Linked DNA regions of Homo sapiens: region 2 is linked to region 1. Evidence: read pairs that join two places in POLR2A ChIA-PET (ENCODE). Cell type or tissue: PC-3. All regions are shown on one strand. Links, peaks and the distances in the headings refer to the core of each region. The heading gives the core; the rest is flanking DNA.

What was found. ChIA-PET counts read pairs that join two places held together with the same protein. Peaks named below come from ENCODE experiments on the same cell type or tissue, not always from the same donor. Only the 100,000 strongest peaks of a DNase experiment are listed, where the experiment ranks them.
Region 2: POLR2A ChIA-PET joins it to region 1 with 14 read pairs; 12 of 35 experiments call an interaction of 5 or more read pairs at or near these places.

What each region holds. Positions count from the first base shown.
Region 1 is chr3:101,851,487-101,862,131 of GRCh38, forward strand. NFKBIZ (NFKB inhibitor zeta) reads left to right here. Exons shown (of 12, transcript NM_031419.4): 2 at 599-738; 3 at 1,252-1,282; 4 at 1,400-1,503; 5 at 1,605-2,377; 6 at 3,092-3,197; 7 at 3,576-3,722; 8 at 3,909-3,972; 9 at 4,247-4,416; 10 at 5,587-5,697; 11 at 5,806-5,973; 12 at 7,832-9,536. The coding sequence ends at 7,885. Among named protein-coding and RNA genes, the nearest start is that of NFKBIZ, 7.3 kb to the left of the region's middle. In PC-3, for the core only: no CTCF peak of the experiment used is centred there; no DNase peak of the experiment used is centred there; H3K4me3 peaks cover 521 bases.
Region 2 is chr3:102,150,408-102,161,052 of GRCh38, forward strand. No RefSeq gene overlaps it. Among named protein-coding and RNA genes, the nearest start is that of RDUR, 210 kb to the left of the region's middle. In PC-3, for the core only: no CTCF peak of the experiment used is centred there; DNase peaks (open chromatin) are centred at 6,194 and 8,104; H3K27ac peaks cover 3,419 bases.

The DNA of each region.
Region 1 (10,645 bases), core at 1,049-9,048:
AGACATAAATCTAAGACGTTGTTAATTGTCAGGTTTTCGTACATAGAGATCTTTGAAAGAAGTTGTTTTGTGCCTTCTTAGGTAAGCGGAATTGATAGACTTTAAAATTTCTATGTGAACATAAAACCATTGGTTTAAAAAGCTAAAAGTGCATCATTTATCACTTGCTCCCCAAAGTTTTTCCAAAGTCAAGAATAATTATAGAACTATGAGAGTCAGGATGGCAAAATCTGTCATCCATTCTCATGGGTGGTTAGGGCTGAGAAAAAAATGTGATCCACTCTCATGGGTGGTTAGAGCTGAGAGATAGAGAGGCTTAATTTGGGTTTACCTATTGGCTCTGAGGATCCTTGACCAAATTTTTATGAACTTTAATTTCTTAGGGTACCCAGTGGAGAAAGGTATCAGGCAACTTAGGACCTTTGAGCAGAGCTCGGGACTCACAAGGCCATTGATTGACCAGAGCAAGTTGGAAAGGTTTTGCAATGTGCTGCTTGGGGACTTTATACATTAGGCAACAGCTATACTTTTGGGATTATTAACGTTTATGTCTGTGAAGATATTTAACCAGGAATATGTTTTGTTTTCTTTTGAACAGTTGAGCCCCATATGGGGGTTGGCAGGCAGCAGAGAGGCCCCTTTCAAGGTGTTCGGGTAAAGAACTCAGTGAAGGAACTCCTGTTGCACATCCGAAGTCATAAACAGAAGGCTTCTGGCCAAGCTGTGGATGATTTTAAGGTGACATCTATTTTTCTGTTTTGAGTATAGAGTTGGGGAGAGGGGTTAGTCTGTCAGGGTTATTATGATGACCTAGGTCCAGTCATCAAGTAAGTCACTTGAAATTTTTCATAAGATGACAAAGTCCATAGGACAGAGACCATATTTGTCTGGTCTGTTGTATCCTCCTTAGCCCAGTGCCAGACACCTGGTAGGTGGGCAAGAGAAACTCAATGAATAAATAAATGAAGGCAAGTTCAGAGGCTCAACTGAAATGGAACATTTTAACTAGAAAGGGAAAAATCAAATGGTCTTATTAATTTCATCTTGACCTGCGTTGAGCTAAGGTGAAAGTGAAAATGAGGAAGTCGCAAGATAGAATAAAAATTGATATAGAAAATCAATATTGATAGAAAAACCATATCAGAGATTTATGGTAAGCTATAAAGGGTGGTAGAGATAAGCCTACTTACTGATGTATATTAAGAGGAAGTCATTTTGTATACACTAAATTGGAAACTTTTTTCTTTATAGACACAAGGTGTGAACATAGAACAGTTCAGAGGTAAGAGTTACTTGTATTTGTAATTTTTTCAGGGCTTTGGAGTAAATAATAGAGTGTAATTATGGGTAACATTTATAAAATAAAATGATGACAGAGGCTGTATTCCTTTGGGTACAGAATTGAAGAACACAGTATCATACAGTGGGAAAAGGAAAGGGCCCGATTCGTTGTCTGATGGACCTGCTTGCAAAAGGCCAGCTCTGTTGCATTCCCAATTTTTGGTAAGTATCTCACCATTTTCCTCTGACTATCCTTTGGAAATTATTCCTGGGATAATTTTAGAAGGAAGTGAGTGTGCAAGTTGCATTTTCCTTCTTTCCAGACACCACCTCAAACACCAACGCCCGGGGAGAGCATGGAAGATGTTCATCTCAATGAACCCAAACAGGAGAGCAGTGCTGATCTGCTTCAGAACATTATCAACATTAAGAATGAATGCAGCCCCGTTTCCCTGAACACAGTTCAAGTTAGCTGGCTGAACCCCGTGGTGGTCCCTCAGAGCTCCCCCGCAGAGCAGTGTCAGGACTTCCATGGAGGGCAGGTCTTTTCTCCACCTCAGAAATGCCAACCATTCCAAGTCAGGGGCTCCCAACAAATGATAGACCAGGCTTCCCTGTACCAGTATTCTCCACAGAACCAGCATGTAGAGCAGCAGCCACACTACACCCACAAACCAACTCTGGAATACAGTCCTTTTCCCATACCTCCCCAGTCCCCCGCTTATGAACCAAACCTCTTTGATGGTCCAGAATCACAGTTTTGCCCAAACCAAAGCTTAGTTTCCCTTCTTGGTGATCAAAGGGAATCTGAGAATATTGCTAATCCCATGCAGACTTCCTCCAGTGTTCAGCAGCAAAATGATGCTCACTTGCACAGCTTCAGCATGATGCCCAGCAGCGCCTGTGAGGCCATGGTGGGGCACGAGATGGCCTCTGACTCTTCAAACACTTCACTGCCATTCTCAAACATGGGAAATCCAATGAACACCACACAGTTAGGGAAATCACTTTTTCAGTGGCAGGTGGAGCAGGAAGAAAGCAAATTGGCAAATATTTCCCAAGACCAGTTTCTTTCAAAGGATGCAGATGGTGACACGTGAGTATTCTTTTATCTCATGTTCTTAATTAGGTAAGCCACACTTGTTGGACTAGTGAGCATATAATTTTTCTAGGGTATAACAAGGTATACCTTAGTTAGTGGTTGGCTAACCAAGATGACTGGTGTAGATAGAAACCGCCACTCAGTGATAGCTAGTATGTCAAGAAAGGGTTTTCCTTCAAAAAATTTTTTGGCTGAACAGATAATCTGTTCTAAATTGATAAAAATATCTGTATCTTCTTGATTAATTGAGTTTGGAAGACCAGCGTAGACTATGTCTATAGAACAGAAACAGTTAGATCATGATTAGGGATAAACTGTGAGTTGGTTTGTAGATTGATCTTAATCTGTCCTGATGTCTTTGTGGCCTTGGGCAAGTTATTTAACCTCCTTAGGTCTCAGTTCCTTGACGTGTAAAATGATAATACCTCTTGTATAGGGGTTTTATGAGTATTAAAAATAATAGATTTAAGTTGATCAGTATGGTGCTTGACATTCTTCTTTTTCTTATTTCTGATAGCCTAACCCATCCTGTTCCAACTGGGGTGTATTATCAATGTAGCAGAAAAGACAAATTATGCTTTGTAATGTTTCATTTGAGTGTACCAATATATAAAAAGGGGGCTAAAGGAAGATTTTTTTTTTTTTTTCAAAAGAACAACTTAGTGAAATCAGAAGTGATTCACCCGCTTTCCTTTCCATGTTCCCCAGGTTCCTTCATATTGCTGTTGCCCAAGGGAGAAGGGCACTTTCCTATGTTCTTGCAAGAAAGATGAATGCACTTCACATGCTGGATATTAAAGAGCACAATGGACAGGTGAGGACCTTGACAGAGTCTGAAATGGCAAAGAGGGGGTCATGGTGAAGTGAATGATGACCAGCCTTATGTGTAGATCATCTTAGAGCTCAAGATCAAGAGAGTTTAGTTAATATTAACTTTGAGATGTTGACTTTTTGCTACCATCAACCTTGAAGTTATTAATGTTAACTTTGTAGCTGTTTGACCAAACACTGAGAGTAATAAAGCCACACCCTAGGCTTACTTTAGTTTCCTTGTCTTACAGTATCTGATTGCTTATTCAAAGGATTTATTTTCTCTCTGTGGGTTTTTCCCTCAGTCATAGTTTAGTTTCATATTCCTTGTTATGATAACATTGTATGTTTAAAATATCTTTTTTCCTCTGGATATCCACAGAGTGCCTTTCAGGTGGCAGTGGCTGCCAATCAGCATCTCATTGTGCAGGATCTGGTGAACATCGGGGCACAGGTGAACACCACAGACTGCTGGGGAAGAACACCTCTGCATGTGTGTGCTGAGAAGGGCCACTCCCAGGTGCTTCAGGTAAGAGGCAGCAAACCAGGCTTCCATCATTGCAAGGCCAGAGAGATAGAGTTGGATATTAGAAGTCGGATATAGGTTGCCTGTTGCAATGATCTATTTTGAGTTAACTTATTCATTTCTTGGGGATTCTAATAGGTATATGCGCAGCTTATGTAGCTAACAGATGTCTGTTTTTAAAATCTGCAGGCGATTCAGAAGGGAGCAGTGGGAAGTAATCAGTTTGTGGATCTTGAGGCAACTAACTATGATGGTAAGCAACTGAAACTTTATTAGATTCAGAGCCACTTAGGGGGAACCATAAGGTCTAAGGGTGCTAAGTATACTAAGAAGGAAGGTAATTAAAGCTAAAATATTCTGTAGGTAAAATTAGACCCAAAAAGAGACAATATTCAGATTGCCTTACTAGTTCTTGTGGAGCCCATTTATAGGTTAAGTTAGAGGCCATCCTCAGCATTTGTCATTATAGAAGGACCAAAAGACCTGATGGGATGCTTGACCACTGCTTGATTATACTTTTCTTCTAGGCCTGACTCCCCTTCACTGTGCAGTCATAGCCCACAATGCTGTGGTCCATGAACTCCAGAGAAATCAACAGCCTCATTCACCTGAAGTTCAGGAGCTTTTACTGAAGAATAAGAGTCTGGTTGATACCATTAAGTGCCTAATTCAAATGGGAGCAGCGGTGGAAGCGAAGGTAAATTCACAGAAAAGGTTTAAGATGGGGTAGGGGAGAAACTGGTTATATAGCAAAAGACCTTGCTTCCAAGTACAGATTCAAACTTCTTTCTTTTTTTTCTGAAATTAATGGTGTGAGTAGCAATGTATGGGTGGTTAAGAAGCCCAGAATTTTTTTTTTTTTTGAGACAGAGTCTCACTGTGTCGCCCAGGCTGGAATGCAGTGGTGCGATCTTGGCTCACTGCAACCTCCGACTCCCTGGTTCAAGCGATTCTCCTGCCTCAGCCTGCCCAGTAGCTGGGACTACAGGTGCCTACCACCACACCCAGCTAATTTTTTGTATTTTTAGTAGAGACGGGGTTTCACCATGTTAGCCAGGATGGTCTCGATCTCCTGACCTCGTGATCTGCCCGCCTCGGCCTCCCGAAGTGCTGGGATTACAGGCGTGAGCCACCGCGCCCGGCCAAGAAGCCCAGATTTTAACAGATCATTTCATGTGTTTTCTTGATTTGCTTTAAATCCATGAATTATTATCCAAAAGGTCATTTAGGTATAAAATAAATAGTCTTTGAAAGGTAAAGAAAATGCTTGAAATTGATATTGTCATTTTGGCTTCCATTTTCATACACTGAGAATAAAGGTGCTTTTTGTAAGGATTTCTTCATTGTTGTAGGATGTGGAATTCATCTTCTGGTTTTTAAGCTGGAAAATAGTTTATTCTTTTAAAATTTTGGTTTTATTCACTGAGTATATGGGGGAAAAATGCCTAAGTCATAAACCATTTGGACCCTTGAGGCTTACTGACTAGTAAAATAGGTGAGAGATATAGCTAAATATAACTCTACAGGGAGGCTACCAAATCTGGAAATGTAGGTGAATACATAATAAATGGTTTACTGATAGGTTATGACATAGGATTTAAAAATATTTATTTTTCTACATTTTATGGCCACCCTGTATAAAAAGGTACATTGTGACAAGAGGCATATAGACAAATTAATAGGAAATTTAAGAGGAATAAAAGATTCCATTTAGCTTGGGATTAAGCAAGGCATTTTGGAGAAGGGAGCATTCAAAGTGAGTCTCTGAAGCTGAATCAGACATTCAGGAGACTGGGTGAAAAGTGTATTCTGAGGCATAGTATCTGGATTTTTTTTTTTTTTTTTCCTCCCTCTTGCCTTTGACAAGGATCGCAAAAGTGGCCGCACAGCCCTGCATTTGGCAGCTGAAGAAGCAAATCTGGAACTCATTCGCCTCTTTTTGGAGCTGCCCAGTTGCCTGTCTTTTGTGAATGCAAAGGTACACCAGAGTTGGAATGGCCTTCTGTACACCCTCTCAAAGTTTTTGAGCTCCTTTCATGAAATTTCCCCCTTCCTGATGTCTGATAATTCATTTCTTTGTCTTCAGGCTTACAATGGCAACACTGCCCTCCATGTTGCTGCCAGCTTGCAGTATCGGTTGACACAATTAGATGCTGTCCGCCTGTTGATGAGGAAGGGAGCAGACCCAAGTACTCGGAACTTGGAGAACGAACAGCCAGTGCATTTGGTTCCCGATGGCCCTGTGGGAGAACAGGTGAGAGGCACAGGAGGGAGAGGAAGTATTTTTTGGCACTGCAGTCTGAAACAGAAAGGGAGATGAGGCTGTGCAGGGCGAAGGCCAGCTGTTGCTCTTCAGGTGGACTCTATCAGTGTCTGTGTCTCACGGTAGCTGTCATAGCATTGTGGAGTTACTCTTCGTTTGGAAACAGCAATTAAGAAATTTGAGGGATTATCCATAGACTCAAAATGGTTAGAGGTCAGGTAGTATTCTGTGACACACACTTAGGGTTAGAGTAAGTCAGAATGGTTTAAGGTTCGGAAAGAGAAGATACCAAGGTTCCTGCAGATACCAAGGAAAGAGAATCTTAGTCTTGTAATGTATGAGCCTTCAAATATTGTGGATATTAAATGAGTTGTTACATGTGGAGTGCTCACAATAGTCCCGGGTACAGAGTAAGAGATCAGTGAACATCAATAGTTAGAATTATTTCTGTCTATGAAGTGATACTGAACAAAAAATGGAAAAATTACTTATGTAATTTCAAACCTAGAAATATTTTGTTTTAAACAGCATATTTAATGCTTTACTCATCAAATATGGTTATATATTATCATTGAGTATTGAATAGTTTCATGAGTAAACTTTTTAGATAACAAGAACTTATTCTTTCAAGAACTTAAAATGTTTTTGATGGAACTCTTTTCCTGGGAGGAATGAGGGGGATTGTGGCTGTGGGTAGGTCATTACATACTTTACTAATCACAAAATAAAATACGTGGAATGCAGTTTAGCTTTTTCTTTGATTCTGAGCTGTCATTATGACCATAATGTTATAGTAGCCCCTATTTATAGAGCTCTTTGTAATTTAGAAAGAATATTTCTATAGTTTGTAAAAAGTTTTCATGTATATCATTTAATAGTTAGAAGAACTTTACAAGTTTCAAGTTTCAACTGAGAAAATTGATATTCAGAGAGGTTCCAAGGACCAGAACCATCATTAACTTGTAAAAGGCAGAGTCCTAAGCCCAGTATTTGCTTCTACTTCACTGTTTGTGGTGTGCAGTCATATAACTATGCTCTCAGGGATCATTGAGATATTAAGCCATTTAACTCTTCATTAAATGTTCCCAGATTATCTCCTTTTTGCTTTGGTATTTTGTGTGTGTTGGGCAGGTAGAGGCTCTTTTCCCTGGCTTTTATTGTCATACTGTGGTCGTGTGTTTCCTTCTAGCAGCTATCAGTTGTATCCCCTACCCCAATCGCCTTTCATCTAAATTGTTGCTTCTAATCTGCTGGAGGCTGAGAGATAGAAAATAAAATTTGTCAGACTGGGATGTAAAATGAATCACTCTGAATGAGCCGGGATCTTTTCTGTGATCCATGAAGTTACGTGTAGATGCTTTAATACTTGGATATCATGACAGCTGTTTTGACTTGAATGGTATTAAGGATTTACTTGTGTGTGTATCATAAAATGTGGGTTTTCTGTTCCTGTTAGTTGAGGCTGACTTCAAGATAAGTGAGATATTATAATATGCCTTAATTACTGTCTTATGTTAAATGTTCTCACAAATAGCAAGAGTAAAGATTAGGAAAAGAATATAGGTGTTAAGTTTATGGAGATTTTCAACTTCAGATAATTTTTAGTGGAGATGTTTTACTTTCTTGAACTCAAAGATTATTATAAGAGATCTGAAATAAGTTTAAAAGGAGTTTAGTATTTTTAAAAGTCACCTCAAAATCTTGAGAAATATTGTGTGTATTTCTTCGTATACTTACAAGTTAATAGGAGTAGTGTAGATGGTATAAGAAAGGAATGAAACTCAGAAGGAAATACACCACATTGGCCATAAGAAATAAACCTCACAAATTTTATTTGTTTCTCTTCCAGATCCGACGTATCCTGAAGGGAAAGTCCATTCAGCAGAGAGCTCCACCGTATTAGCTCCATTAGCTTGGAGCCTGGCTAGCAACACTCACTGTCAGTTAGGCAGTCCTGATGTATCTGTACATAGACCATTTGCCTTATATTGGCAAATGTAAGTTGTTTCTATGAAACAAACATATTTAGTTCACTATTATATAGTGGGTTATATTAAAAGAAAAGAAGAAAAATATCTAATTTCTCTTGGCAGATTTGCATATTTCATACCCAGGTATCTGGGATCTAGACATCTGAATTTGATCTCAATGGTAACATTGCCTTCAATTAACAGTAGCTTTTGAGTAGGAAAGGACTTTGATTTGTGGCACAAAACATTATTAATATAGCTATTGACAGTTTCAAAGCAGGTAAATTGTAAATGTTTCTTTAAGAAAAAGCATGTGAAAGGAAAAAGGTAAATACAGCATTGAGGCTTCATTTGGCCTTAGTCCCTGGGAGTTACTGGCGTTGGACAGGCTTCAGTCATTGGACTAGATGAAAGGTGTCCATGGTTAGAATTTGATCTTTGCAAACTGTATATAATTGTTATTTTTGTCCTTAAAAATATTGTACATACTTGGTTGTTAACATGGTCATATTTGAAATGTATAAGTCCATAAAATAGAAAAGAACAAGTGAATTGTTGCTATTTAAAAAAATTTTACAATTCTTACTAAGGAGTTTTTATTGTGTAATCACTAAGTCTTTGTAGATAAAGCAGATGGGGAGTTACGGAGTTGTTCCTTTACTGGCTGAAAGATATATTCGAATTGTAAAGATGCTTTTTCTCATGCATTGAAATTATACATTATTTGTAGGGAATTGCATGCTTTTTTTTTTTTTTCTCCCGAGACAGGGTCTTGCTCTGGCGCCCAGGCTGGAGTACAGTGGCATGATCTTGGCTCACTTCAGCCTTGACTTGGGCTCAAGTGATCCTCCTACCTGAGCCTTCTGAGTAACTGGAACTACAGGTGTGCACTCCTCGCCTGGCTAATTTTTTATTTTTTGTACAGGCAGGATCTTGCCACCTTGCCCAGGCTGGTCTTGAACTCCTGAGCTCATGCCATCTGCCTGCCTTAGTCTCCCAAAATGCTGGGATTACAGGAGTGAGCCACCATGCCCGGCTGGCAGTTGCATGGAAGAGAACACCTCTTTATGGCTTACCCTCTAGAATTTCTAATTTATGTGTTCTGTTGAAATTTTTGTTTTTTTACCTTTATTGAAACAACAAAAAGTCAGTATTGAAACATATCTTCCTGTTTTCTGTTGTCAAATGATGATAATGTGCCATGATGTTTTATATATATCATTCAGAAAAAGTTTTATTTTTTAATAACATTCTATTAACATTATTTTGCTTGCCGCTGGCATGCCTGAGGAATGTATTTGGCTTTGATTACACACTAAGTTTTTGTAATAAATTTGACTCATTAAAAACCTTTTTTTTTTAAAAAAAAAAAAAAAGAAAATCTCATTAGTGAACTTATCTTTGCAGCTGAGTACTTAAATTCTTTTTAAAAAGATACCCTTTGGATTGATCACATTGTTTGACCCAGTATGTCTTGTAGACACGTTAGTTATAATCACCTTGTATCTCTAAATATGGTGTGATATGAACCAGTCCATTCACATTGGAAAAACTGATGGTTTTAAATAAACTAATTCACTAATATTATTTGTCTTACATGCATTTTCTTTTCCTAGTGCCTTATTTCCCTAGATAGAAAAAGTACTATTGATGATTTTAAATACCTTTGAGTTAGTTAATTTATGTTAATTTGGGTTTTTTGGAGAACATGTTTCCTGAAAGTATACAAGATTTAACATCAAAATCTATTTGCTAAGTTTACTAGGAGAAGTCTGTTAGGTTTTGAAATTATCATGGAAGTTTAATAGATGCTGTCGATCATTCACATGTTTAGATGCTTAAAAAAAAAAAAAAAAGCTAAGTGGGAGCAGTGAATCATAGGAATAACAGTTTGGAGATTACCAGGATCATCCTTAGAGAGATGTAAACCTGGGAAAGGTTCTTCCCTTTGCCAGCAAGCCATTTTGACGTGTGAGAACAAACACATCAATATCTGTCAGTATGTTGTTACAATTATTGCACATATATTCTAGTTCTTACAGCTGTTTTGAGAATCTGGTGAAAGCTATGAATCCTTTCCCTGGAAAATGCAAATATATGTATACACACAAATGCTGTGTGCAATATTTGGGGCTTCACAACCTTTAGAAGACCATGACTCACAAGAATCCACTTTAGTTTCATTTCTGCACATACTTTTCTTCTTTCGTATAACAAAATCTTGGGTAATTTGCTTTGCAAATGCAACTTGTTAACCAGAACAGCAGAAATGATGTACTCCCACTGAACATAGCCCTACAGTGAGCTTTACCCAAGTGAGCTTCTATGTTCTCTCTTAATCCCAAATTCTCTCATAGTTGAACCAGTATCTAGCAAGTATGTTTGTGTGTGCGTGTGTGTGTGTGCAAAGATGTAAATAATTTGAGGCTAAGACATATAAGACATTTCTTAGCCTTAAGATGTTTACGTGAGAGACATGGCATGTACTTTATTAGGTAAACTATGTTAAATAGCATTTAAAAAGAGATTCAGAAGGGACATTTCTTTCTGACTGGGGAGGATTCAAGGTAGAGCATTTGAACTGTATCTTCTGAATAGTTGATTTGGATGTTCATATAAAGGGAGGAGAGGCAGATGAAAGAAACAAACAGCATGAACCAAAGCATAGGCGTCTGTGGGAATAGCAGGTGATT
Region 2 (10,645 bases), core at 1,850-9,849, 300 kb after region 1:
CCTCATGGTAACCTCAAATCAAAAAACATACAACAGATAAAGAAAAATTACAAAGCAAGAAATTAAAACATACCACCAGAGAAAATCACCATCACTAACAGGAAGACAGGAAGGAAGAAAAGAAGGAACATAAGATCATAGAACAACCATAAAAAAATAACAAAATGGCAAGAGTAAGTCCTTACTTATCAATAATAACATTACATATAAATGGACTAAGCTCTCTAATCAAAATACATAAAGTGACTGAATGGATAACAAAACAAGATTCAATAAAGACACATATAAAATGAAAACAAGAGATGGAAAAAGATATTCCATGCAAATGGATACCTATAAAAGAGTAGGAGTAGCTATACTTAGATCAGACAAAATAGATTTCAGAACAAAAACTCTAACAAGAGACAAAGAAGATCATTATATAATAATAAAAGGGTCAATTCAGCAAGAGAATACAACAACTATAAATATATATGCACCTAACACTGGAAAACTCACATATATAAAGCAAATATTATTAGAGCTGAAGAGAGACAGACACTCAATACAATAATAGCTGGAAACTTCAACACTCCACTTACAATAAATTGGAAAATCTAGAAGAAATGGATAAATTTCTAGACACATATAGCCTACCAATCTTGAACTTGGAAAAAATCCAAAACCCAAACAGACCAATAACAAGTAATGAGATTGAAGTTGTAATAAAAAGTCCCCCAGTGTATTAGTCTGTTCTCATGCTGCTAATAAAGACATACCCAGGACTAGGTAATTTATAAAGGAAAGAGGCTTAGTGGACTCACAGCTCTACATGGCTGGAGAGGCCTCACAATCATGGTGAAAGATGAAGGAAGAGCAAAGGGATATCTTACATGGCAGCAGGCAAGACAGAATGAGAGCCAAGCAAAAGGGGAAACCCCTTATAAAACGATCAGATCTTATGAAACTTATTCACTACCATGAGAACAGTATGGGGGAAACTGCCACCATGATTCAATTCTCTCCCAACAGGTCCCTCCCACAACATGTGGAAATTATGGGAGGTACAATTCAAGATGAGATTTGGGTGGGAACACAGCCAAACCATATCATTCCACTCCTGGCCCTGTCCAAAATCTCAAGTCCTCACATTTCAAAACCAATCATGCATTCCCAACAGCCTCCCAAATCCTTAATTCATTTCAGCATTAACTCAAAAATCCACAGTTCAAAGTCTCATCTGAGACAAAGCAGGTCCCTTCCACCTATCAGCCTGTAAAATCAAAAGCAAGTTAGTTACTTCCTAGATACAATGGGGGTACAGGCACTGGATAAATATACCCATTCCAAATGGGATAAATTGGCCAAAACAAAGAAGCTAAAGGCCCCATGCAAGTCTGAAATGCAACAAGTCAGTCAAATCTTAAAGCTCCAAAATGATCTCCTTTGACTCCATGTCTAACAAGTAGGTCATGTTGATGATGCAAGAGATGGGTTCCCATGGTCTTGGGCAGCTCCATCCCTATGGCTTTGAAGGTACATCTTCCCTCCTGGCTGCTTTCATGGGCTGGCATTGAGTGAGGCTTTTCCAGGCACATGGTGCAGGCTGTGAGTAGATCTACCATTCTGGGGTCTTGTGGATGGTGATCCAAAGCTCCACTAGGCAGTGCCCCAGTGGGAACTATGTGTGGGGACTTCAACTCTACATTTCCCTTCAACACTCCCCTAGCAAAGGTTCTCCACGAGGGCTCTGCCCCTGCAGCAAACTTCTGCCTGGACATCCAGGCATTTCCATACATCCTCTGAAATCAAAGCTGAGGTTCTAAACCTCAGTTCTTATGTGCATCCTCAGGATCAACATCACATGAAAGCTGCCAAGGCTTGGGGCTTGCATCCTCTGAAGCCACTGCTCAAGCCATATCTTGGCCTCTTTCAGCCATGGCTAGAGTGGCTGGGATGCAGGACAGCAAGTTCCTAGGCTGAATACAGCAGAGAGGCTTGGGCCCAGCTCACGAAACCAGCTTGAATTTCTCTTTAGAAAATGGGTTTTTCTTTTCTATCACATCATCAGGCTGCATATTTTCTGAACTTTTATGCTCTGTTTTCCTTTTAAAATTGAATGCGTTTTAACAGCACTGAAATCACCTCTTGAATGCTTTGCTGCTTAGAAGTTTCTTCCATCAGATACCCTAAGTCATCTTTCTCAAGTTCAAAGTTCCACACATCTCTAGGGTAGGGGCAAAATGCCACCAGTCTCTTTGCTTAAACAGAGCAAGAGTCACATTTACTTCAATTCCCAACAAATTCCTTATCTGCAGGTGAGACCATCTCAGCCTAGATTTCATTGTCCATATCATTTTGGTCAAAGCCATTTAGCAAGTGGCTACGAAGTTTAAAACTTTCCCACATTTTCCTGTCTTCTTCCAAGCCCTCCAAAATGTTCCAACCTCTGCCTGTTATCCAGTTCCAAACTCGCTTCCACATTTACTTGGTACCATGTAAGATGCCCCTTTGCTTTTCCTTCATCTTCTGTCATGATTGTGAGGTCTCCCCAGCCATGTGGAACTGTGAATTCTTTAAACACCTTTCCTTTATAAATTACCCAATCTTGGGTATGTCTTTATTAGCAGCATGAGAACAGAATAATACAGTAAATTGGTACTGGTCATTTATAAAGGAAAAGCAAAGGGGCATCTTATATGGCACCAGGTAAGAGAGAATGAGAGCCAAGCAAAAGGGGAAACTCCTTATAAAATGATCAGATCTCATGATACTTGTTCACTACCATGAAAGCAGCATGTGGGAAACCACCCTTATGATGCAATTTTCCCCCACCAGGTCCCTCCAACAACACACAGCAATTATGGGAGCTACAATTCAAGATGAGATTTGGGTGAGGATACAGCCAAATCATATCACCTAGCAAAGTCTGGGACTGTATGGTTTTACTCTGGAAATTTAGCAAACATTAAAAGAACTAATACCAACCCTAATTAAACTATTCTGAAAAATAGAGGATGAGGGAATACTTCCAAACTCATTCTATGAGGTCAATATTACCCTGATACCAAAACCAGACAAAAACACGTCAAAAAGAGAAAACTACAGGCCACTATCCCTGATGAACATTGATGCAGAAATCCTCAATGAAATACTAGCAAATCAAATTAAACACCATATGAAAAAGATTATTCATCATGACCAAGTAGCATTTAAAGCAGGGATGCCAGGGTGGTTCAACATATGCAAATCAATCAATGTGATACACCATATCAACAGAATGAGGGACAAAAACCATATGATCATTTCAACTAATGCTGAAAAGCATTTGATAAAATTCAACATCCCTTCATAATAACAACTCTAAAAAAACTGGGTATAGAAGGAACATACCTCAACACAGAAAAGCCATATATGACGACTCACAGCTAGTATCACACTGAATGGGGAAAAACTTCATGTCCTTCCTCTAAGATCTGGAACACAACAAGAATGCCCACTTTTACCATTGTTATTCAACATAGTACTGTTAGTTCTAGCTAGAGCAATCAGATAAGAGAAAAAAACACAGGGCACCAGATTGGAAAGGAAGTCAAATTGCCCTTGTTTACAGATGATACGATCTTTTATTTGGAAAAATGTAAATACTCCACCAAAAAATTATCAGAACTGATAAACAAATTTAGTAACATTGCAGGATAAAAAATTAATGTACAAAATCAGTAGTACTTCTATATGCCAACAGTGAACATCTGAAAAAGAAATCAAGAAAGTAATCCCATTTACAATAGCTACAAATAAAATTAAATAGCTAGGAATTAACTAAAGAAGTAAAAAATCCTTACAATAAAAACTGTAAAACATTGATGCAAGAAATTGAAGAGGACACAAAAACGGAAAGATATTCCATGTTCATGGATTGGAAGAATCAACATTGTTAAAGTCGGTGCAATCTCTATCAAAATGCCAATGACATTCTTCATAGAAACAGAAACAAAAATCCCAAAATTTATATGGAATCACAAAAGACCCAGAACAGCCAACGCTCTCCTGAGTGAAAAGAACAAAACTGAAGAAATCACATTATCTGACCATTTATACAACAAAACTAGAGTAAACAAAACAGCATGGTATTGGCATAAAAACAGACACACAGACCAATAAAGCAGAACAGGGAACCCAGAAACAAATCCATACATCTACAATAAACAGTGCTGGGAAAACTAGACATATGCAGAAGAATGAAACTAAACCCCTATCTCTTGCTGCACACAAATATAAAATCAAAATGGATAAAGACTTAAATCTAAAATTTCAAACTAAGAAACTAGGAAAAGAAAACTTTGGGAAAACTCTCCAGGACATTGGACTGGGCACAGATTTCTTGAATGATACCCCACAAACACAGGCAACCAAAGCAAAAGTGGACAAATGGAATCACATCAAGTTAAAAAGCTTCTGAACAGCAAAGAAAATAATCGACAAAGTGAAGAGACAACACACAGAATGGGAGAAAATATTTGCAAACTATCCATCTGACAAGGAATTAATAACTAGAATATAGAAGGAGCGCAAACAACTCTATAGGAAAAAACTAATAATCCATTTTAAAAATAGGCTAAAGATTTTAATAGACATTTCTCAAAAGAAGACATACAAATGGCAAATAGGAATGTGAAAAGGCACTGATGAAAGGCACATCACTGATCATCAGAGAAATGCAAATGAAATCTGCAATGAGATATCATCTTATCCTTGTTAAAATGGCTTTTATACAAAAGACAGGCAATAACAAATACTGACGAAGATGCAGAGAAACAGGAACCCTGGTACACTATTAGTGAGAATGTAAATTAGTACAACCACTATGGAGAACAGTTTGGAGGTTTCTCAGAAAGCTAAAAATGGAGATAACATATTATTAGGCAATCCTACTGCTAGGTATACACCCAAAAGAAAGGAAATCAGTATACTAAAGTGACATCTCCACTGCTATATTTATTTCAGCATTATTCACAATAGCCAAGATTTGGAAGCAACCTAGGTGTCTATGAACAGAAAAATAGATAAAGGAAATGTGATACATTTACACAATGGAGTACTATTTAGCTTTAAAAAGAATGAGATTGGCTGGGTACGGTGGCTCATGCCTGTAATCCCAGCACTTTGGGAGGCTGAGACAGGCGAGGTCAGGAGATGGAGACCATCCTGGATAACACAGTGAAACCCCGTCTCTACTAAAAAAAATACAAAAAATTAGCCGGGCGTGATGGCGGGTGCCTGTAGTCCCAGCTACTCCAGAGGCTGAGGCAGGAGAACGGCATGAACCCAGGAGTGAGTCAAGATTGCACCACTGCACACTCCAGCCTGGGCAACAGAGTGAGACTCCGTCTCAAAAAAAAAAGAAAAGAAAAAGAATGAGATCCTGTCATTTGCATCAACATCAGTGGAACTGGAGATCATTATGTTGAATGAAATAAGTTGGGCACAGAAAGATAAATTTCACATGTTCCCACTCAGTTTTGGTTGCTGAAAATGAAAACAGTTACACTCATGGAGATAGAGAGTAGAATGATGGTTACCAGAGGCTGGGAAGGACAGTGTGAGGGTGGGGTGAAGGTAGGGGAGTAGGGAGGTGGTGGAGGGGGGACATTTTTTAATGGGTACAAAATTATATTTAGAATAAATAAGATCCAGTATTTGATCATAGACCGGGTGACTATAGACAACAATAATTTATTGTACATTTATAAATAACTGAAAGAGTACAGTTGGTTTGCTTGTAATACAAAGAAAGGATAAGTGCTTGAGTTGATACATATTCCATTTACCCTGATGTGATTATTACACGTTGTATGCCTGTATCAAAATAGTACATGTTTCCTGTAAATATATACAACTACTATGTACCCATAAAAATTAAAATAAAATATTTTAAAAAGAAAAGTTAAATTTCCATTCAGTAAATATTTATTAAGAGCCCACTGTATGGGAGTGCTGGGCTAGATATGAAGACATGTTCCTCCTAACCCCGAGAGTGTATTCTCTAGGTCGCTTATTTCATGTTTTGATACTTCACACTGGTGGATAAGTCTCTTTAAGTAACCTGAGTTTGGTTTTTTCATACCTCCCCTGATAATACCTAAAATGTCCTTCAACTCCCAGCTTGTTGAGGTGTATCCAGGGAATGTTTCACATGCGCTCAGTGAGTCATGTTCAGTTACCATGAAGCAGCCTCTGTTTGTTTCTTGTCCTGTTGCTCTTTTCCTGTGTTGTGAGTCAGTAGAAAAAAAAATTTTCCCTTTTAAATAACTTTTAGTCAGTATGGCTTCAACCCAGAGCCACTTTGCCCCAAAGTCTTGTAGACTTGCTAGTGAAAATGGTACTTTTGGTTATTATTTATGGCACTAAACCATCTACCTCCCCACCTCTCTTGCTGAACATGCAGTCATGAGTTCATCAAGAGGCTAAATCAGGAGACCTCACCGTGCATTTCTGAGTCCACTCTCCCTTAGCTAAAGAAGGCTTTGTGTTTGGGTTGACAGCTTTGTGCCCACTGACCTCTTTATTTACAATGAAATGACATCCAGGGAGTTCCTTAATTTTTCTTGCAAATGGGACTTGGACATGTCCCTTTAATTTACTAGATAGATCTGACTCCTGTGATGTTAGACTTGAGCTCAAACCATGCTTGTATTGAGCTAACAACAGTCACTTTTTATTTATTACCCAAAAGGTTCCTGTAATACTCACAATGGCCATATGGAACAAACATAACTACCTTCTAATGTGGCCACCTTTCAAGATTGAAGTCAACTCTCTTTTCCTGCTCCCCCTCAAAATTCTATCTTCCAGGTTAAGCACATGCAGAACTTTCTATTATTCTTTGTATGTTTTCTTGCCAGTTGGATCCCTTTCCTCTGAAAATGCTCTGGCTTTTCTGTGCCTTCTAAAAATGCGAGGTCACAAAGAATCTTTGGCTTGGCCAGGGAAGATTATATTAGGTTGGTGCAAAAGTAATTGTGATTTTTGCCATTGAAAGTAATGGAAAAAAATTCACAATTACATTTGCACCAACCCAATAGTATACTATTACCCCTTATTCTATCCACCATACATCTTGTGGTAGCAAAGCACTTGATCTTTAATATCTAATTTGGAGCTACACCATATCTCTAAAATTACAGAGAAGTTCAGAATTTAAAAGTAATTATCTAAGAATCAATGCTGTGATGAAAAACAACCAGGCTTATATTGATATGTTTTTTCTTTTTTTTCTTTTTTCTTTTTCTTTTTTTTGAGACAAGTTCTTGCTCTGTTACCTAAGCTGGAGTGCAGTGGCATGATCACTGGTCACTGCAGGCTCGACCTCCTGGGCTCAAATGATCCTCCTGCCTCAGCCCTCTGAGTAGCTGGGACCACAGTCGTGCACCACTATGTCTGGCTAATTTTTGTATTTTTTGTAGAGATAGGGTTTCACCATGTTGCCAGGGCTGGTCTCGAACTCCTGGGTTCAAGCGATCCACCCACCTTGGCCTCCCAAAGTGGTGGGATTACAACTGTGAGCCACCATACCCCACCTTGATATGTAGTTTTAAAAAAGAACATAATTTCATAACTATGCCTATCTACATTTCTGAAGATGTAAGTCTTAAAGAGGAGCAGTAATGAAAACCAGGAAAAAAATAGAACAGATGAGAAAGGTAGGTTATGTAGCTTTTGGACATACTACAAATTCAAGCTTGTCTTCTTGAATTTTTTCCTAAGCATAAAATACAGGTACAGTGGCTTGTGATATCTATCAGCTGAGCCCAATCAGAGTCAGAGAACATGGAAATCCATTGATGTTGTCTATACAAGCCAGGATTCCCAGTCACAAAGCAGTATAAGGAGTAGTTTTGCAAGAGCAAACAGCATAGCCTATACACCGTAGGAGAAGGTCACGAAGGAAAGAAATGAAAACAGAGGATGACAGACTTCTAATTGATATAACCTGACTTAAGAATTCAACAATTAAATTCCTTAATCATATTATTAATTTTTTAAATCCTATGGTTGTTAACCTAATAAGAGTATCTGTCTCATTGTTTATTGAGAGGATTAAATAAGATGATTCATGTAAAGTCCACAGCACAAAACCTCATGTATTAGCAAGCATTCAGTAATGCTAACTATTGTTATTTTGAATTATTGCTTGCTGAAATAATAACTAGCCGTTTTGCCTTGTATGTTGTAAAGAACATTCATATACTTTATCTCATCTGTTTCTTGTGATAACTTGTCAAATAGGTAAGTAGACATTATTACAATTGGAGGAAGAAGTTAAGTGACTTGACCAGTTTATTAGTAGAAGAACAGTGGTTATAACTCAGTCTTCAGACCCAAAATCCTATGAACTTTCAAAAAAAAAATCACAATACCAATGTAAACTCCATTCATGAAAAGACAACAAATCTCATGCAAAATTATAAATGGAAAAAGACCCTAAACAAATACATGCAAATCAGTTATAAAATAATATGCTATGGCCGGGCGCTGTGGCTCATGCCTGTAATCCCAGCATTTTGGGAGGCTGAGGTGGGCGGATCATTTGAGGTCAGGAGTTTGAGACCAGCTTGACCTACATAGTGAAACCCCACCTCTACCAAAATACAAAAATTAGCTGGGCGTGGTGGTGGGTACCTGTAATCCCAGCTACTTGGGAGGCTGAGGCAGGAGAATCGCTTGAACCCAGGAGGCAGAGGTTGCAGTGAGCTGAGATCGTGCCACTGCACTCCAGCCTGGGCAACAGAGCAAGGCTCCCTCTAAATAAAAATAAAAATAAAAATAAAAATAAAAATAAAAATAAAAATAAATATGCTACTAATAATTCCAGTGACCAAGTAAGATTTAGTCCAGGGACATAGCACAATGAAAAGTAATCTAATAATATATTAAAGGAGGAAAATCATATTAGTAGATGTAGAAGAGGAATTTGATTTAGTCCAATATCTACTGTTAAACCCTTAATGAAGTAAAAATAGAAGAAACATCCTTAAAGTAAACAGAAAAAAGAGCTGTTCATGGTCCAATAATGAGAATGGTATCATGACCCAAGAGTTTTGATTAATTGAATTTCATGTCCTTGGTTGGAAAAAAGAAGAAACCTATTAGGAGTCAATATTAAAAATTATATTAGCTATTTAAAACCTAAAGATATTCTTTCTAGTGTCTGAAATAAGATGAAACTATTTTCATTATCACCAGTTTTGGAGATTCTAGCCGATACAACAAGCAAGAAAATAAAACAAAAATGTTCGTTATAGATAGGAAGAAAAAACTATCATTATTTTCAAATGATAGGATTTTATGAATAGAATAGCCAAGAGACTATACATTAAAATATTCAAGGTAAAAAGAAGCTCAACTCATTGGTACATTTTAAGATTACTGTGTACAAATAAAAAACTTTCTCTTACATAGCAAATTATATATGTGATGGATAAATGTGGAATATTAAAGATAACCACAGATTCTTTTCAGCTCCTTTCATGAGCAGTGGCATTGATTTCTACACTCTCATAAATCTGGGCTGGCTTTGGACTTGCTTTGACTAACACAATGTGTGGGAATTGAGGCTATGTAGCTTTGAGTCTCAGTTTCAAGAGGTCCTGCAGCTTTCACTTTGGTTCTTTTGAAACACTATTCCATGATGTGAAGAACTGCAGTATCTAGTCTAGAGTCCTCTGGATGAGTCCAATACTATCCTCTAGTCTCTAGGATAAAAGGCCATGCGAAGCAGAAATGAGCTTAACCAGCTGATACCCACTAAACTAATCAGCTAATAGCCAGCATCAACACCAGACATATGAGTAAAGCCATGCTAGGAAATCTATTGCCAGTGAAACCACCAGATGACTACATCTGTATCAATGACCCTGGTTAGACCAGAAAAAGTGCCCTTTTCCTAGCTGAGCTTAGTTCAAATGTCCAATTAACAAAATGTTGAACAAATAAATGGGTATTGTTTTAAACCATTAAATTTTAGATTTTGTTATTCAGTTATGTATAATTGGTACAAAAATATTCAAGATTTACAATAGCAATAAAAACTAAAAAGTGTCTAGGAAGACATTTCTATAAAGAGCATTATGAAACATACATGAAAGATACAAAACAATATATGAAGAAACACATACAGTATTTTTTGGAGGAAAGATGATAAAGATATCAACTTTCTCCACAAATAATCTATATATTGAGTAAAATGCCAATCAGAATCCACCACTGACAAAATTGATAATAAATTTTATATGAAGAATGTTGAAAATAAAATTTGGAAAGAATAATAATGAGGAATGCAGTTATTTATTGCTGTCTAACAAAATGCTTCTGAATTTAGTGGCTTAAATCAACAACAAAAAATTTGCTCATGAATCCGTAAATTTGGTAGGACTTAGTTAGAACAATTGTCTTTTCTCCTGGTGGCATGAGCTGGAGTGGGCCTAGAGGACTCACTTTTGAGACAGACACTCACATAGTGGTGAGTTGGTGCTGCTGACTGTTATCATCCCCAAAGGAAACCTGTATTCATTAAGCAGCCATTTCTCTTCTGCTCCACTTCAGTCTTGGACAACCACTAATCTGATTTTGTCACGATGGATTTACCTATCTTGGGTATTTCTTA